Linked DNA regions of Homo sapiens: region 1 is linked to region 2. A link is an interaction called in ENCODE POLR2A ChIA-PET data of the cell type or tissue named here. Cell type or tissue: MCF 10A. All regions are shown on one strand.

The links. ChIA-PET counts read pairs that join two places held together with the same protein. Peaks named below come from ENCODE experiments on the same cell type or tissue, not always from the same donor. Only the 100,000 strongest peaks of a DNase experiment are listed, where the experiment ranks them.
Region 1: POLR2A ChIA-PET joins it to region 2 with 5 read pairs; 5 of 35 experiments call an interaction of 5 or more read pairs at or near these places.

What each region holds. Positions count from the first base shown.
Region 1 is chr7:134,351,261-134,359,260 of GRCh38, forward strand. No RefSeq gene overlaps it. Among named protein-coding and RNA genes, the nearest start is that of SLC35B4, 38 kb to the left of the region's middle. In MCF 10A, a CTCF peak has its summit at 7,166 (motif pointing left); DNase peaks (open chromatin) are centred at 4,881 and 7,161.
Region 2 is chr7:134,436,895-134,444,894 of GRCh38, forward strand. It overlaps AKR1B1 (aldo-keto reductase family 1 member B), which reads right to left. Exons shown (of 10, transcript NM_001628.4): 10 at 5,462-5,876. The coding sequence ends at 5,834. Among named protein-coding and RNA genes, the nearest start is that of LINC03060, 8.5 kb to the left of the region's middle. In MCF 10A, a CTCF peak has its summit at 7,402; no DNase peak of the experiment used is centred here.

The DNA.
Region 1 (8,000 bases), 86 kb before region 2:
CCACATCTTTTTTCATTTTAAATCCTTTCTGTCAAGTAAGGACTGGGGCTCACAAATGTGTGTGTGCACATGTGTGTGCATACAACATGCAATGCAACAGGGTGGGAATAGGAGAGGAGAAAGGAAAAGTATATTAAATCTTGCTTAGGATAAAAAGATTGCCTTGGTCTCCAGCTCAAATTAGGAAAAGGGAAGGCGGTGGATGTTTTTGTTATTTTACAACTTAATTTTTTATTCTTAGCACATCACATAATACCCGGTGTTAGTGACACATGTGACCAAATGGCTGCTCCCCCATCAATGAGGACAGGCAGTTCTGAGCAGGGAGTCTGTCATTGCCATGGTCACGTGGCCCATGGACCCCCCCGCCCCTGGATGAGTGAGGCTGAGACGGGTGCTGCTGGGGAATTCCCATTCAGACTGCTCAAGCGAGTGAACACAGGACAGGGAAATTCTCCATACTCCAGCAGCAAGCCAGGATATTTAGGTTCACCTAAAACACCCTCTGTGTTTGGACATTTTGTTTGTTTCAATAATTTCCAACTATAAATACGGCAGGCCAGGAATCGTTGGTTGGGAATGAATTGTAAGTAAAGGGTTGAAGCTGCCTCCAAAGAACTCTGAAATTTGACAGAATTTCCTAAAAATGCAATAAAGGTTACAAAATAACCCCACAATGGGCTAAAATTGTGAATGAGCAAGACAATAATTTTCAATCAAATGACATTTGCATCCACATTGTCCTTTTGATCCATTTAGGTCATTTTCTTAGAGGTAGAAATCCTGGCTTTGAGACACAATTTTCCCACCCAGCTTGGGCAAGTTGCAACATTTCTAAGCCTCCTTTTTCTGAAATATCTACTTCACCTGGTTGGTAGAAGCATTTGATGATACAATACATATGAAAGTGTTTCACAAACTGTGAACCATGAAGATATTATTATTTCTCCTCCAAGCTACTAGGAACTATTTTCAGCAATGGCTCACGCCTGTAATCCCTACAGTTTAGGAGGCTGAGGTGGGCAGATCACCTGAGGTCAGGAGTTTGAGACCAGCCTGGCCAACATGGTGAAACCCCATCTTTACTAAAAAAATACAAAATTAGCCAGGCTAATTTTCTAGTGGTGGCAGAGGTTAGGAGGAAGGCAGCCATGAGCAAGGATGCTGGGTGAGCCAGGGTGGGGTATGTGCTGCAAGAAAAAAAAGGCTCACTCAGAAGGACAGCACAACAGAGTGGTGGTGCGTGCCTGTAATCCCAGCTACTCGGGAGGCTGAGGCAGGAGAATTGCTTGAACCTGGGAGGTGGAGGTTGCAGTGAGCTGAGATCATGCCACTGCACTCCAGCCTAGATGACAGAGCGAGACTCTGTCTCAAAAAACAAAAACAAAAAACAATGAACAATAGATAATGGTCTAAATAGCAGCAATAAGGTTTGCTAAGCAAATTATGCTACATCCATAGGATAGAATTATCTGCAGGCATTAAAAAAGACAGCAACGTTTATCTATTGACATGGACAGTTCATCCAAGTACATTATAAAGTAAAAAAGTAAATTATAAATATATAATATATATTATATAAGTATAATACATTAAGTTAAAAAGTTGATCTAAATACATTAAGTAAAAAGTATATTTTTCTAAAATAAAACAATGTTAATTAACATTTGTATTGAAAGATGTCTGAAACAATTCATATAAAAATGTGCTCTTTTCTAGAATAATGTGTATCACTAATGAAATACATATTATATATATTTTACATAACATTATATGTGTGTGTATATATACGTAATGTATATATACGTAATATATATACGTAATGTATATAAATGTGGAGAGTGTGGTTTGGAATTTAGATGCACTCATTGTTTAAAAAAGAATGTAATTTTCTCTGCCTTAGAAAACTTGGTGGTCACAGAAGGATAGGAGGATACTGGCAGCTTGGAAGGCTGAAGGAAGAGGCTTCATGGGAGAAAGAGACCTAAGGAATCTCTAGTCCCTAGGTACCTGGAAATCCATACACATCCCCCTGACCAACCAAAGTCCCAGTTAGGAAAACATGGATATTGCCTACAATATGCGCCCCTAAACCCCTGCCCCCAGCGCCTTCTCCCTCTGCCCGGACCACAGACCGTTCCAGGTGTCCCAGAGCCACTTGGGACCATGTGAACTCAATGAACAAGTGAGCAGGTTCTTCTTGTGGGTTTCAAATGAATGTATGGCAGGACCATCTTCAGACCTGTTGAGACCTGTTGAAAATCTCAACATCCTGCTAAGTTATACTGCCAGGAAAGAGACTGGCCCAACTGGATGGCTGTGGCCCCTTCGGTAGAACTTTCTGTCACTCGTTTCAGGCTTGGCATGAAGCACAGCTGCAATGTTTTGCCACTTTTCCTTGAACTTTGTTACCTTTTCGTTTAATGATTGCCAACCTCATGGGCACTCCACTGTGCATGGAGTCGGGTATGGAGGAGTGAGGTGGGTGCAAAAATAAGTCAAAATATCTCTATCCTCAAGGGCTTTATGGTCTAGCAGAGGAGGTGAATATATAAGCAACAAATTATGAGTCAAGACAAGATGAAAAAAATGCTAAATGGGCTCTGAATCTGAAATGACACAGAGCAGGATCTTTGATCTCAATCTCCTGACTAAATCCAGAAATACACCAGTCCCTCCATAACGACTCAATACTTATGTCAGTAGTTTGAGAAAGGAGTTTAAAATATCAGCTGATGAAGAGACTCTTCATGTTTAACTCCCTGCAAATATTTTTCTGAACAGATATGACTATTTTCTAGTATATGTAATCAATACTGTTTTCAAATAGCTTCTGTGAAATTTGCTAGAAAGATTCACCTAGAATGGTCCTAGCCCCTTCCTATCAGAGCTTGGGGAGCTCCTCTCCCTGCCCTCCACAGGATAGCCCTGGAGGGGATCTTAGGTTGAGCTTCTTGAAAATCGGTCATTTTTATGTAAAGAATTGGTGTGAACAGAGGCTGAGGCAGAAGAATCACTTGAACCTGGGAAGCAGAGGTTGCAGTGAGCTGAGATCGTGCCACTGCACTCCAGCCTGGGCCATAGAGTGCGACTCCGTCTCAAAAAAAAAAAAAAAAAAAAAAAGAATTGGTGTGAATGGTCCCTTTCCTCTGATAGTGAGCCCCCCACTTTCCTATCTGCAATGCAGTTTCTTCTAAATGAAATAGTGTGATGATTTTAAAAATTCAGGCCTGGGAGGCCAAGGCGGATAGATCACTTAAGCCAAGGAGTTTGAGACCAGCCTGGGCAACATGGTGAAACCTTATCTCAAAAAAAAAAAAAGAAAAGAAAATTAGCCGGGCTTGATGGCACACACCTGTAGCCTGTAGCCTCACCTACTTGAGAGTCCGAGGCATAAGAATCACTTGAGCCCAGGAGGCAGAGGTTGCAGTGAGCAGAGATAGTGCCATTGCACCCAGTCTGGGTGACTGCAGTAAAACCCTGTCCCAATAATAAATAAATAATAATAAAAAAATTTTAGGTCTGTGTCTTTTTTTTTGTTTTTCACATCAGGGTCCAACCACAGAAAATTGGGGACAGTGCCAAAATGGGACTATCCAAATGCGCTTCCGTGTGCGCCTCAAGTCTGTATTCTCTTTACCTCTCAGCAGTGAAAACTTCATGCCCCCTAGAATGCTGTCAAGGGGAGGTGCTGCTGGCAGGGAGTGCAACTGCCCAGGCTGGCTTCTCTGGAAGCAGTGGCTGAGATAAGAGTCTGGGCTTCAAATGTGTATTAGGAATTAACCTCCGTAAAAAGAAGGAGGGGTACTGGGCAGAGGAAGGAGCTGAACCTAGATGATGCTGGCCTCAGAAAACCCAGGCCACTCGGGAGAGCCATGGAGCTAGGGCTGCACCATGATAGCTGGCCTTGTATCCTGGCCCTGCTCAGCCACCAGGCACAGCTGCCCTGGGAAATTGTGACCTCCAGCGAGGGAGCAGCTCTCTACAGCTGAGGCTGACCTTGAAGTTGCGGACAGCTAGAGGCTGTCTGCTGACCACACTTCCCAGGGCTGGGCTACAAGTCCTTCCTTGACCTTGTGGCACATCTTTGTGTCGATCACAGGAATGACCACGGGGGGCCTCAGAGGTCTCTGCTCCCTGAGCTGCTGCCTCTTGCAGTGTACAGGTAGATGATATTCAAGGTTTATGTGCTCGATGCTATAGCTGCTCTATGGTTTCTCTGGATGCACCCTGAAGCTACTTGTTCCAGGGTATGCTAGGACCAGGACAGCCCCACATACATGGGAATACTTTTCCGGAATTGCCATGTTAAATTCAAATGATTTCCTTTCTTTCATCAATATGAATCTCTGCTGATCACCTTCAAACTCCCTCCCGCATGCTTAAATGGAGGCTGTTCATTCAAGGACAATACATCAGTAAGATTTTGTTTATATCCAAACTCTAACATCACAAGAAACATTCTCAGGGTGCCCACCCCATGGGGGGATTGTATAATCAACTCACATTCATTAATGTAGTATGTGCTGACTTAAAACCCAACGGGAATTTAATGTAACTTATATTATGCACCTGTTGTGTATTGGGTAAGGTACAGTGTTCAGTTCCCTGGAATGTAGAATGCATGTAATTACCCTCTTCCAAGTTAACAAACAACCCCAGGTAAAGTTAAATAATCAACAGAGTGAACCAAGGATTATGCATTAAAATAATTTTGGTGTTTTGCTGATCATATGCCCAGTGGGGTTTGGAAGGTTGCACAATGGCATATTGCTAAACATTCCAATGCCACATTACCACAAAAACACAAAACACAAAAACGTCACAAGGTCCAGAAAGACTCCTCGTGTGGACTTTGCTTCTTTATTTGCCAGGAAGCAGTTTGGCCCGAGCAGTTCTTTTTTGACTGTAGGAAGTTGAGGGCAAAGTAAATCTGGCAGACAATGAGCCCTGGGCCAAGCTGCACTCTTAGGATAAGACAGGCTGTGAAGAGGGCCCTGTGGCCAACTTCCCGATGAAGCTGTTGGCACAGAAGAGAAGGGGAGCAGGAATCCTGGCTGGCAGCTTTTACGGGAGTGACTGAGCAGCTTTTTTTTTTTTTTTTTAGATGGAGTCTTACTATGTCCCCCAGGCTGGAGTGCAGTGGCACAATCTCACCTCACTGCAACCTCCGCCTCCCGGGTTCAAGTGATTCTCCTGCCTCAGCCTCCCAGGTAGCTGGTATTACAGGTGTGCACCACCACGCTGTGCTAATTTTTGTATGTTTTATAGAGATGGGGTTTCGCCATGTTGGCCAGACTGGTCTAGAGCTCCTGGCCTCAAGTGATCCACCCGCCTCAGTCTCCCAAAGTGCTGGGATTACAGGTGTGAGTCACCACGCCCAGCCCTGGGCAGCTAGCTATCTTGATAACATCTGCCATCTAAGAGGACATTCATTTTGCCAATTTTATTGTCACCAACAACGTAATATTTACCCTTGGAAGTGATAAGACTAGGTGGATCTACTCTCTTCCTACATTAAACGGGAAGTTGATATAATCACTGAAGCTGCTATAAGCTTCTTTGAATAGCAGAGCGTAGACCTGGTGAGACAGACCAATGCCTTCAGATCTGAGCTTAACAGAGCCTGCCTATGATGACTAGTGACAGGTGCTTGCACACTATTTTCCACAGGCCCATCTGGACTGCACACACTCAACGGATGCCAATTACATAACGATCATACACAGCTGGGAATAGACCCACTTGTACAAAATGGATCCAGTGGTAATGGTGTCTCCCCATTCTCACCTTCATAGCGATGCTTTCAGAAATTCATTAAAGTTTGTTGAGTTTTGATAGTTGAAACTTAAAAAACAACAATGCGTACAACATTTCATTTACAGTTTCAAGGTTTCCCAGAGTTTAAAAGAGTTCTGAATAACTTTAATTGCCAAAGTGTTACAACTCAAAAATAGACCTAGCAAATTTGCTTGGCAGTAAGAATGCTGCTAATTTGACATATGCCCATACATTTTTGAGAGACAAATGTATTTTTAATCCATTTAGGTGCCAGGGGTACTCCAAGCCTGCACATGTTTGAAGTAAGGACAATCCCTATAGGTCAGTGTCCTCATTCATCAGAGGACGGTGGTCTCACCCCAGCTGATTTGACATTTCTTTTTTCCCCGAGACGGAGTTGCGCTCTTGTTGCCCAGGCTGGAGTGCAATGGCACAACCTTGGCTCACTGCAACTTCCGCCTCCCAGGTTCAAGCGATTCTCCTACCTCCCACTTGGTTTGACTCTTCAGGCACACAGTTTGATGCTTAACCATAGCATCAAATACTTGTTCTCCAATGGTTATCAGGGTGTGTAAACTGACTCAATAGCTCTCAAAAACTTAGCTGAGAGAAAGACTATACTTATGGAAGTTTGCCCCTAGTGTATGCATCAGAGATAGCTCATTAAGTACTCTAAATTTACCCCTGGCTTGAGGCAGATCAAAACAGCCTCACATTTTGGCCCCATTATTTTGGACTATGCTCGGTGTTAGGATTTTTCTGAACTCTGAGACATTGTGGAGAACAGGAGCCCCAGGAGACTGTATTTTGCCATAGAGGTGTGTACGGTGAAGAATTAACTTTATCCCAACATAGATCCAGACTTATCCCAGCTCCTGGAAGGGAGCCTCTAAACCTTTGGAATTCCTCAAGTGATCCGAGTGTCTTAGTCATTCATGGTAGACCCCCAGGACCACATCTGATTGTTTATGCTAACCATTTGACTCTGGGAGAGTTAGCCTTGCCAGAAAGACCAACCATATGATTAGCCAGGAACAAGACAGAGTCTTGATTGGAGGGCAAACTGTGTGGCACACTCAATTAAACGAAAAGGTGGCAGATTGTAAGGGGGCTTTTCAGGAAACTCCTCCAACAGCAGAGCTCAATGGGAACAACGTGGGATTTTAAAGCCAGACCTGGGTTCACAACTCTAGTTAATGCTTCTTACGAGTGGTGTGATCTTGGGCGGGACTCTGGAGCTTCCATCTTCTCATCTGTAAAATGGGGATGGTAATATTAGGGTCACTGTGGGATCAAATGAGATCAGGTGGGGATGGCTCCCAGTGCAGCCTGACACGTGGTAGGAAGTTAGTTCTCTTGGAAACTAGAATAACATGCCACCACCACCTGGTGGCAAGATTTGGAATTGCAAACAAAAGTCTCCAGAAGAAAGCAGTTTTAAGATGGCTTGCCTTCTACATTCAACTTGATTAAATAACAGCAAGTAGGCCGGGCGCGGTGGCTCATGCCTGTAATCCCAGCACTTTGGGAGGCTGAGGCGGGCGGATCACCAGGTCAGAAGTTCGAGCCCAGCCTGGCCAATATAGTGAAACCCCGTCTCTACTAAAAATACAAAAATTAGCCGGGCGTGGTGGCGGGTGCCTGTAGTCCCAGCTACTCGGGAGGCAGAGGCAGAAGAATCGCTTGAACCCAGGAGGCGGAGGTTGCAGTGAGCCTAGATCACACCACTGCACTCCAGCCTAGGCAACAGAGCAAGACGCCATCTCAAAACAAAAAACAAAACAAAACAAAACAAAACAAAAAAACAGCAAGTATAAAGATGGATACAAACTGGGGAAATTGGATAAAGAGGCAAGGACGGGGAGGGATTCTACTCAGGGAGAGTAGCGTGATCAAAAACACAGAGATTGGAACTATTATGCTGAATTTCAGGTTGGAGGTGTACAGTAAGGAGACAAGAGGAGATTTGGCGTTTCTCACGTTCTCATAAATTCTGCACAAGTAGACAATGTACAGGGACACTGCCTGACCCAAGGGTGTGGCCTTGTACGACATGACCCCTATATCTAGGCTTTAGAAATCCTTAGCTTTTCCAGTTACACAGAAAAGTGCTTTTTTTTGTGGTTGCCCAAGGAGAATGCTATAGTCATTCTAGAAATGGTTGTCAAGGCCTCCACTAAGGGTGGGGGGTGGGCTGATGGTCTGTGGATTCTGCAGGA
Region 2 (8,000 bases):
TGTGTTTTCTACAGTAGGAGGCAGCCCAGCAGAACTGGTGGATGAACTCCAGAGCCAGACTGCCCAAGTGGAAATCCCAGCTCCACCATTTTCTAGTTATATGATCTTGGGAAGGTTCTTTATCCTCTGTGGGTCCCAGTTTCTTCATCTGCAAATGGGATAGCAATAGAATCAACCTCATAGAGTTGTGAGGTTGGAAAAATATGTAAAACTCTTAAAACTGTGTTTGGGTCTTTAATAGGTAATTAATACTTATTAAATTGCCGTAGGTAATTAATAAATGCCATATATAGTGTTTGCTGTTATTTTTTCTTCTTTAACCTTTGAATTGATTGTAAATCTATTTCAAAATTTCCAAATTCATGTGGAGGGCAGTTTCATTACTTTTTGTTATTTTTTTAAATAATTTTATGTAATTGTGGCCAGAGGAATAATATCTATATATGAGTTCATTGAAATTTGTTGAGGCCAGCACTTTGGCCTAGCATATCACTGATTAACATAAATGTTACATATGTGCTTAGAAACATGTGTTCTCCAAGGAAAAAATTAGTAATTCTGCCATTTAAATCGGTACCCTTGCTAATAATTTTATCTGCTTCATCTAAAAAAAGGTGCAGGCATTTTTAAAAGCAGGTAAGTAATCTAGGTAGACATATTGGCTATTGTTTAGAAAGACCACTCTTATAAAGTTTTCTTTTAAGGCATTTTATTTTAGAATAGTTTTAGATTTACAGAAAAATTGTGAAGAGAGATTGCCCATATATCCCACATCTACTTTCCAATAATTAACATCTTATATTGCTATGGTACGTTTAGTATAATGAACCAATACTGATGTTATTAATTCAAGTCCTTGCTTTATGCAGACTGCCAGAGTTTTTACCCAATGTCCTTTTTCCATCCCAAGATCCCATCCCCATTACATTGAGGCACCCTGCTTCCACTATTCTTGGATGTGACCGTTTCTGAAACTTTCCTTGTTTTTGATTACCTTGATGGTTTTGAGAAATACTGTAGAATATCCCTCAACTGCAATTTGATGTTTCTCTCATGATTGGACTAGGGTTTTGGTTTTTGGAAGGAAGATCATAGAGGTCAAGTGTCATTCTCATAACATCATATCATGACTATATACTATCAACATAACCTATCACTGTTGATGTTAACCTTGATTACTTGGCAATAAAGTGTTGTTTTTTTTTTTTTTTGAGATGGCATCTCACTCTGTCACTATGATTGGAGTACAGTGGCGTGACCTCAGCTCACTGCAACCTCCGCCTCCCGGGTTCAAGTGGTTCTCCTGCCTCAGCCTCCTGAATAGCTGGGACTACAGGTGCGCACCACCACACCCAGCTAATTTTTTTATTTTTAGTAGAGAAGGGGTTTCACCATGTTGGCCAGGCTGGTCTTGAACTCCTGACCTCAGGTGATCCACCTGCCTTGGCCTCCCGAAGTGTTGGGATTACAGGCGTGAGCCACCATGCCTGGCCTGGCAATAAAGCTTTATACATGTGTAAGCTACTATAATTTTTATTGTAATGGAATGTCATTGTAATAATATGATGCAATGCCACAGATTAGTTTCCACAGACCAAGATTCTAGCCCCTTTCAGCCACTAAATTGCAGTGCGAGCTTTGGTTGGTCACTTCATCTTTCTGATCCTCAGAGTTTTTGTTGTTGTTAATCTGAACATATATTCTTTTGAAGTACCATTTTCATGTTTACAGTTACTTCTGGAATGCCTTCTAAACAATGTGTAGTTTTCAGGTTGCAAATTTTGGTAGTCACCCTCTGAGATGTCCCCAGTGGCTAGGGCTGACCATTGTTACCAATAGGCTATTGTGGAGATGATGCTGTGTGACCTCTGAGGTTAGATAATGAAAGACATTGTGGCTTCCACTTTGTGATCTCTTCAATCACTCATTTGGAGAGTCAGTCACTATGTCATGAACACTCTGGCAGCTCTAGGAAAAGGTACACATAAGAAGGAGATGAGCGTCCCTGCCAATACCCAGTACCGACTTGCCAGTGGTTGAGTGAGCCATCTTGGAATCAGAGCCTCCGGCCCCAGTCAAGCCTTCATATTGAACCACCCAGCTAAGCTTCTCCAAAATTGCTGAACACCAGCAACTGTGTGAAATAAATCCTTGTAGGTATTAAAAACAAACAAAAAGCAAAGCATTAGATTCCAAGACTTTGAAACTGTTCCAGCATCCTCATGGGTGGAGGGGAATGTGGGAAGGGGTTCTGCTGGCTTGGCTCCCAGATTCCTCCCCCACGGAAACCACAGCAGCTCTGCCTGTATCTGTGTTACATACTGAGGACCCGTGTAGATTTTCTTTTGAAGAATGGAGCCTGCTGCCAAAAATAAATTTGAAAACTCTGGCTTAGAAAAACAATGGATTAGATGACCCCTATAGTCTTTTCTGTCTCTCGCATTCTGATTCCACCTATCAGTATGAAACAGATAACTCTTATAAGCCCATGGGCAGTATTTTCTTCTTGCCATGAAATACAATCCTAGGGGTAGGAAACAAAAACTGTGCTGCTCACTGATAAGTGTGTCAGAGAATCCCTTCCTTTGTGTGAGAATGGCGTGATGTTCCTGCAGAGAAAAAGCCCCTTTCAGGGCATAGCTCTGCCCCCCTGGGGCATCACCTGCCAGCCTTGAGGGGCTGGATAGGTTTGCTTCTGTTGTCAACATTTGATTATAATGATATTAACAATATCAACAATAATGGCTAGCATGTTTTGAGTACTGTGTGCAAGGCCTTGGGACAGGGGGTTTTTATCTCATGCAGTCTTCATCACCACAATGAGGCAGGCATTTTGTAGGTTGAGGAAATTAAGGCTGATAGATTAAATGAATTAGAACTGCAATTAAGAGTCTATAGTCCTAGAACTCTTGGCCACCATTCAGTGAATTATGGGCCAGGATCAGAACTGAACAGCTAGCATTTGGGTTTAATATATACTGATTTCAAAACTTGGGGGTTCTAATAGGCATTATAAGAAAAACTCTACGTTCACTCACTCACTCATTCATGCAACTGACATTACTGAGAGTTTACTCTGTGCCCAGGTGGAATTCTAGAAACTGGATAGAAGGGTGTGGAAAATAGAAGCTGGCACCCCAGGGTACACTGGGATTTGGGGCTGTAAGAGGACCTGAGGAGCCATCAGCTGCTTCCACTGCCTTCAAGGGACAGAAAGACTCGGTATAACCTAGGGGGCTGGATCCTAGAGAGCCATGAATTCCCAGAACGCCCCTCCAGGGAAATCTTCCTGGGTTGAATCCAATACTGACTGTGCTTATCCCGGCTGGGCACCCTCCCAGGGTCCTGCCAATGAGCCCCGTGATAAGCCGTGACAGAGAGCAGCAAGGACATTGCACTACAGCAGTTTGTGCAATTTTATCAACATAAAGGACATAGTGTTGAGAAACCTTGTTCTTTGAAATCAGATCCTGAAAAATGATGCTGTTTGAAATCGTCTCCGGAGGCATTGTTCAGAGATTTTCCAATGCAGATCTTACTTGCCCGTGTGATTTAATATTTTGTTCTGTATTTCCATTGGTCTCAATATCTTAACAATTCTGCTCCTTGGCTGGAACATTATTTTGGTAAAACCCCACTGCTTCATGAATGTATGTTGTGCCCCCAACTTCACAGGGGCAAATGTCCCGAGATGGGGCCAGCACCATTGTTCTATAACTGCCACTGACTTTGCCCTCTGAAGGGTGACTTCATTCATCGTGATGAGTCCACCAGAGTCCTGAGGCTGGGCTGGAGTCTGCCCAGGAAGGTGTAGCGGTTTTGATTCCACAAGGGGAAGGAAGAATGGAGCTCTCCATTGGTGAATGAAGCAGCACCTGTCTTGATCCACGGACCTTCTCTCATCCATCCACTCCTTGGATGAATTGTTAGTGGAATGAAGCTGGTTCCACTGAGCTCCACAGCCTCAGCTTCTGCTCCTTAAGCCACACTTTTCAGCATACAAGCAACGGGCCTTACCTGAGCCCAAGCCGCTGACTACTGAAAATACGATTGGAGCTTCAAAATGCAGAACCAGCTGTTCTCCCTGTCATTCGTGGCATGCTTTAATTCTCTTCCTCCTCTTCCACTGCCGGCAAGGCTCCTAAAGGGCAGTCCTTAGAAAAAATCTGAGGGTTCTGCTGGAAAGTAGGGAGGGGAGGTTGCACAGCTTGCCTTTTATCTTGTTTATGCTCCTGGGCTGAGTCTCAAATTGTCATGCTACAATGGTCTATACTAAGCGGAGATCTAAAAGGCAGGTAACCGATTTAAAAACTGTTACCAGTGACTACCTTAAAGTTTTTCCAAAGAGTGTTGAAGCCAACTGGAGAAACAGAGTGGGGATCAGGTCAGATGATTTGACGTAACTTTTGTAACAAAACTAAAATCTACTCTTAATCATCAGAGGGCAACATAAGGTCTGCAGTTTAACAGGTGTGACCTGCCTACTCTGGCAGGGGAAACTGGACCACTGTGATCAGCAGATGCCATGAGGGACCCAGGCCCAAGGCTGCCAGGTAGTAAGGGCAGCCTGTGCAGTGGGGCTCTGGGTTCTCCACCGGGCTCAACCCCAGCCGCAGAGGGGCTAGGTGTGCCCCTCCAGCGCTGGGTGAGGGCCAGGAACCACCACTGCCCAATTAACTATACCTTTAGAGGTGCATCTTAAACACAGATCACCTGCAAAGCAGTTAATGTGACTTGATCATGGGGGTCCTAATTATCCAATAAACAAGGGCAGCCACAAAACAACCTAACTTGATGAACTTTCAAGTCGGCACTTGTCTATTCCATTCCTTTCTTGGCCTTTGTTAACTTAACTCTGGATAAAGAAACGGTAACAAAAAGAAGCAACAGCATTCCGCCTCAAAATCTTTATTTTGTAGCCCTATTTCATCTTCATCCAATTGGAAGCCATTTATTTATGCTTTTCTTTCCTCTTGTCTAGACAACAGGCTTCAGAAAAGCAATTTCTCTCAGGTTGTGCTGCTTAGTAAACACCGACCTCGGCCTTCATACGTAGAAGGAGCAACCAAGGAATCTGTGGAATCGAACATGGGTTTACCCTAAAGCTGTGGCTCAGCCTTGGCTGCACCCTGGAATCACCTGGAGAGCCTGTACACTCCTGCTGTCCTGATCACAGCCCAATCAGATCAGCCTCCAGGGCGAGGTCCAGACATCACCAGCCTTAAAGCCCCCAAAGGTGACCTGGTGTGCAGCCAGGATGAGACCCACAACCCTAAAGCTAAATGGGTAAAGTACTGGGGTGAGGGGCCCCCAACTTGCAGTTGAGGACTTGTAGAAAAGTCAAGTCCTCACTCCTTTTGCATCACTGACTGGCCTGCCTTATGGGTATGTGGAGAGTGATGGTTGAAGTGAGATAGAAGGTTGCTATTGTTTTAAAAAACCAAAGCTCACAAAACCAAGCTCACAAAAGCACTTTTTATTTGAGGCAAAGAGAAGTCTTGCTGAAAGGATTCCAGTTCCAAGCAGTCAAAACTCAACCGTTAGTGGCACTATTTTGACCTGGTAGATTTTGCTTCTCTTTGGTCAGAAAAGGGTATTCAGGTTGTACTTTCCCCAGCAGGGTAGAAAGAAGGGCAAAGCAAACTGGAAGAGACTTCTACTCTACTGACAGGGCTCTTGAGATCCAACATCAAGCTAGACACGCCCTCGCTGGCCACTCTACAGGTTGCTGTCCCACTGCTGAGTGACACAGGCCATACTACATTTGCAAGGAAAAAAATGAGGCAAGAAACACAGGTATAGGTCACTTGGGGACGAGCAGGCAACCACAGCTTCAAAACTCTTCATGGAAGGGGTAATCCTTGTGGGAGGTACAGCTGTCAGGAGAAAGGAGAAAACAGTTGCTTTTTGAAGAGGTGATTTTGACTATACCCAACTCCCAACAGAGAAATGATGTGTCTCACTGAAGAAATAAAATAGAACCTCAGAGGCAACAAGCTAGTTCTGAGTGTGCAGATGATGGTTCTGCAGCTGGGGGAAGCAACTCACCCTCCAGACCCCTCTACCACTACTGTCATCAAGCAGCACATGTGTGAGGGACACCACCCTCCCCATGTGCCCAGCACTGTGCCTGGGCCGTGCAGGACGGCAACACGATTTCTGCCTTCCAGTAACTCAGTCTAGCTGGCAGGACCAGACAGTATTTTGTGGTCTTAAACATCTTGTGTAATAATATGAGAAGGCAGGCCAGACACAGTGGCTCACGCCTGTAATCCCAGGCTGAAGCGAGAGGATCACTTGAGGCTAGGGGTTTGCGACTAGCCTGGGCAACATAGCAAGATTTCCATCTTAATAAAAAAACTTTTTAAATTAACCAGGCATGGTGGTGCATGCCCATGGCCCCAGCTACTTGGGAGGCTGAGGTGGGAGGATCATTTGAGCCCAGGAGGTCAAGGCTGCAGTGAGCTGTGATCATGCCATTACATTCCAGCCTGGGTGACAGAGTAGGAGCCCATTTCAAAAAAAAAAAGGGATGTTAAAAGTCTGTATGTGACTGAATCTCAAAGGATAAGAGAAGCAACGGCAAGTGCTCTGAGGACAGAGGGAGCCTCCTTGTATCAGTGGGGGCTGAAGTGAGCCCAATCAACGGTCGGCGATTTTATATTGGAAACAGGGCAGGGAGCACAGGGCAGGGAGCACATGGCAGGGAGCACAGGTGCAGACGTGTTTGTCAAGGCTCACTCACTGTCCATCTAGTAGGGCCAATGGCTGTGCTAGGAACATAAAGGCAGGAACACTGGACAGATAGCTGGGCAGCTCACGCAAGGCCAGAGTTATGTAATCTGAGCTGGGTGCTTACAGTCTGTAACTCTTATTCAAAAGTTCTCCATGGTCTGCCTTTTTTGTATACCCACAGTGACACTGACATCAGCAGGTCAGGCTCAGTAAAGCATTATCTGCCAGAGGGGTGGTGTGTGTGTAGTTAGCGAAAACTCCCTAGGAGACCTGAGCATGTCAGGGCTAGCCTCTTCCTCCCACTCACCGCCACGCAACAGGATAATCGAACAGAAGTTTCTAGCACAATACTGGAGGGCAGAGGAGCCTAACTGTAAAGGGAGCAATGAGAAAACCACTGTGTTTCCTCAGCCCTGAAAGCTTCAATCCACTCTGTCTCAAGTGGGAGGGGAAAAGGAAGACGGATGAATGGGAGAGATTCTGAAAGGAGAACGAATGTAGCTTGGTGACTGATTCACTCCTCTCCTCCTTGTCCACTAGATCCAAAAATGATTTTAATGTCTAGGGCTAAGTAGCATTAACAGAGATGTCTGAAAGGGCACTGGCCTGGGGCTGCCTGTGACATGCTCTGTTTGCGGCCTATTTTGAGTGTGAGGCCACAGTGTGGCAGCAGCAGGCTTGCCAGGCACGCATATGCCTGAAGCAGGGCCAGAGTTATTGTCCAGGACGCAGACTGGGCAAACATCTGCCTGGGGCGGTGGCTGAAGCCACCAGCAGTGCAAACTCCGGGGAGGGAGATGGGACAGACGCTGGAAAGGGAAAGCTGGTAGCCCACCCCATCTTAGGGAATGTTCACATTTTGCTTAGAAGAGGAAGTACTAAAGGAGAGAGTGTGGAAACACAGAGCTCAGACAAGAATAAGGGTAGTGAGAGAGAAACAGAGTCTCAGTCTCCACTGCAAAATGAGAAGTTCCTTCTTGAAAGCAGAAAGTGAGTTACATGCGTCACCTAGTTATTGTAATGGTAGGAAAAGAGAAAACCCCACAGAAAACCTTCCTAGGCAGCTCCTTCCAAACTACCATGCAGAGGAAACAGAACCAGAGGATGTGTGGCTGGAGGAACTGAGGTGCCTGCTGCTCAGAGGGAGGGCCTGTTTTGGAGCCATGTGGCTTACCAGGTCAGAGCCGGGACTGTCTCAAACCTCAGCCCCAGGGGCTCCCGACCAAACCCCTTTCATTAGGGTCATTAAGACAAAAAGTCACAGG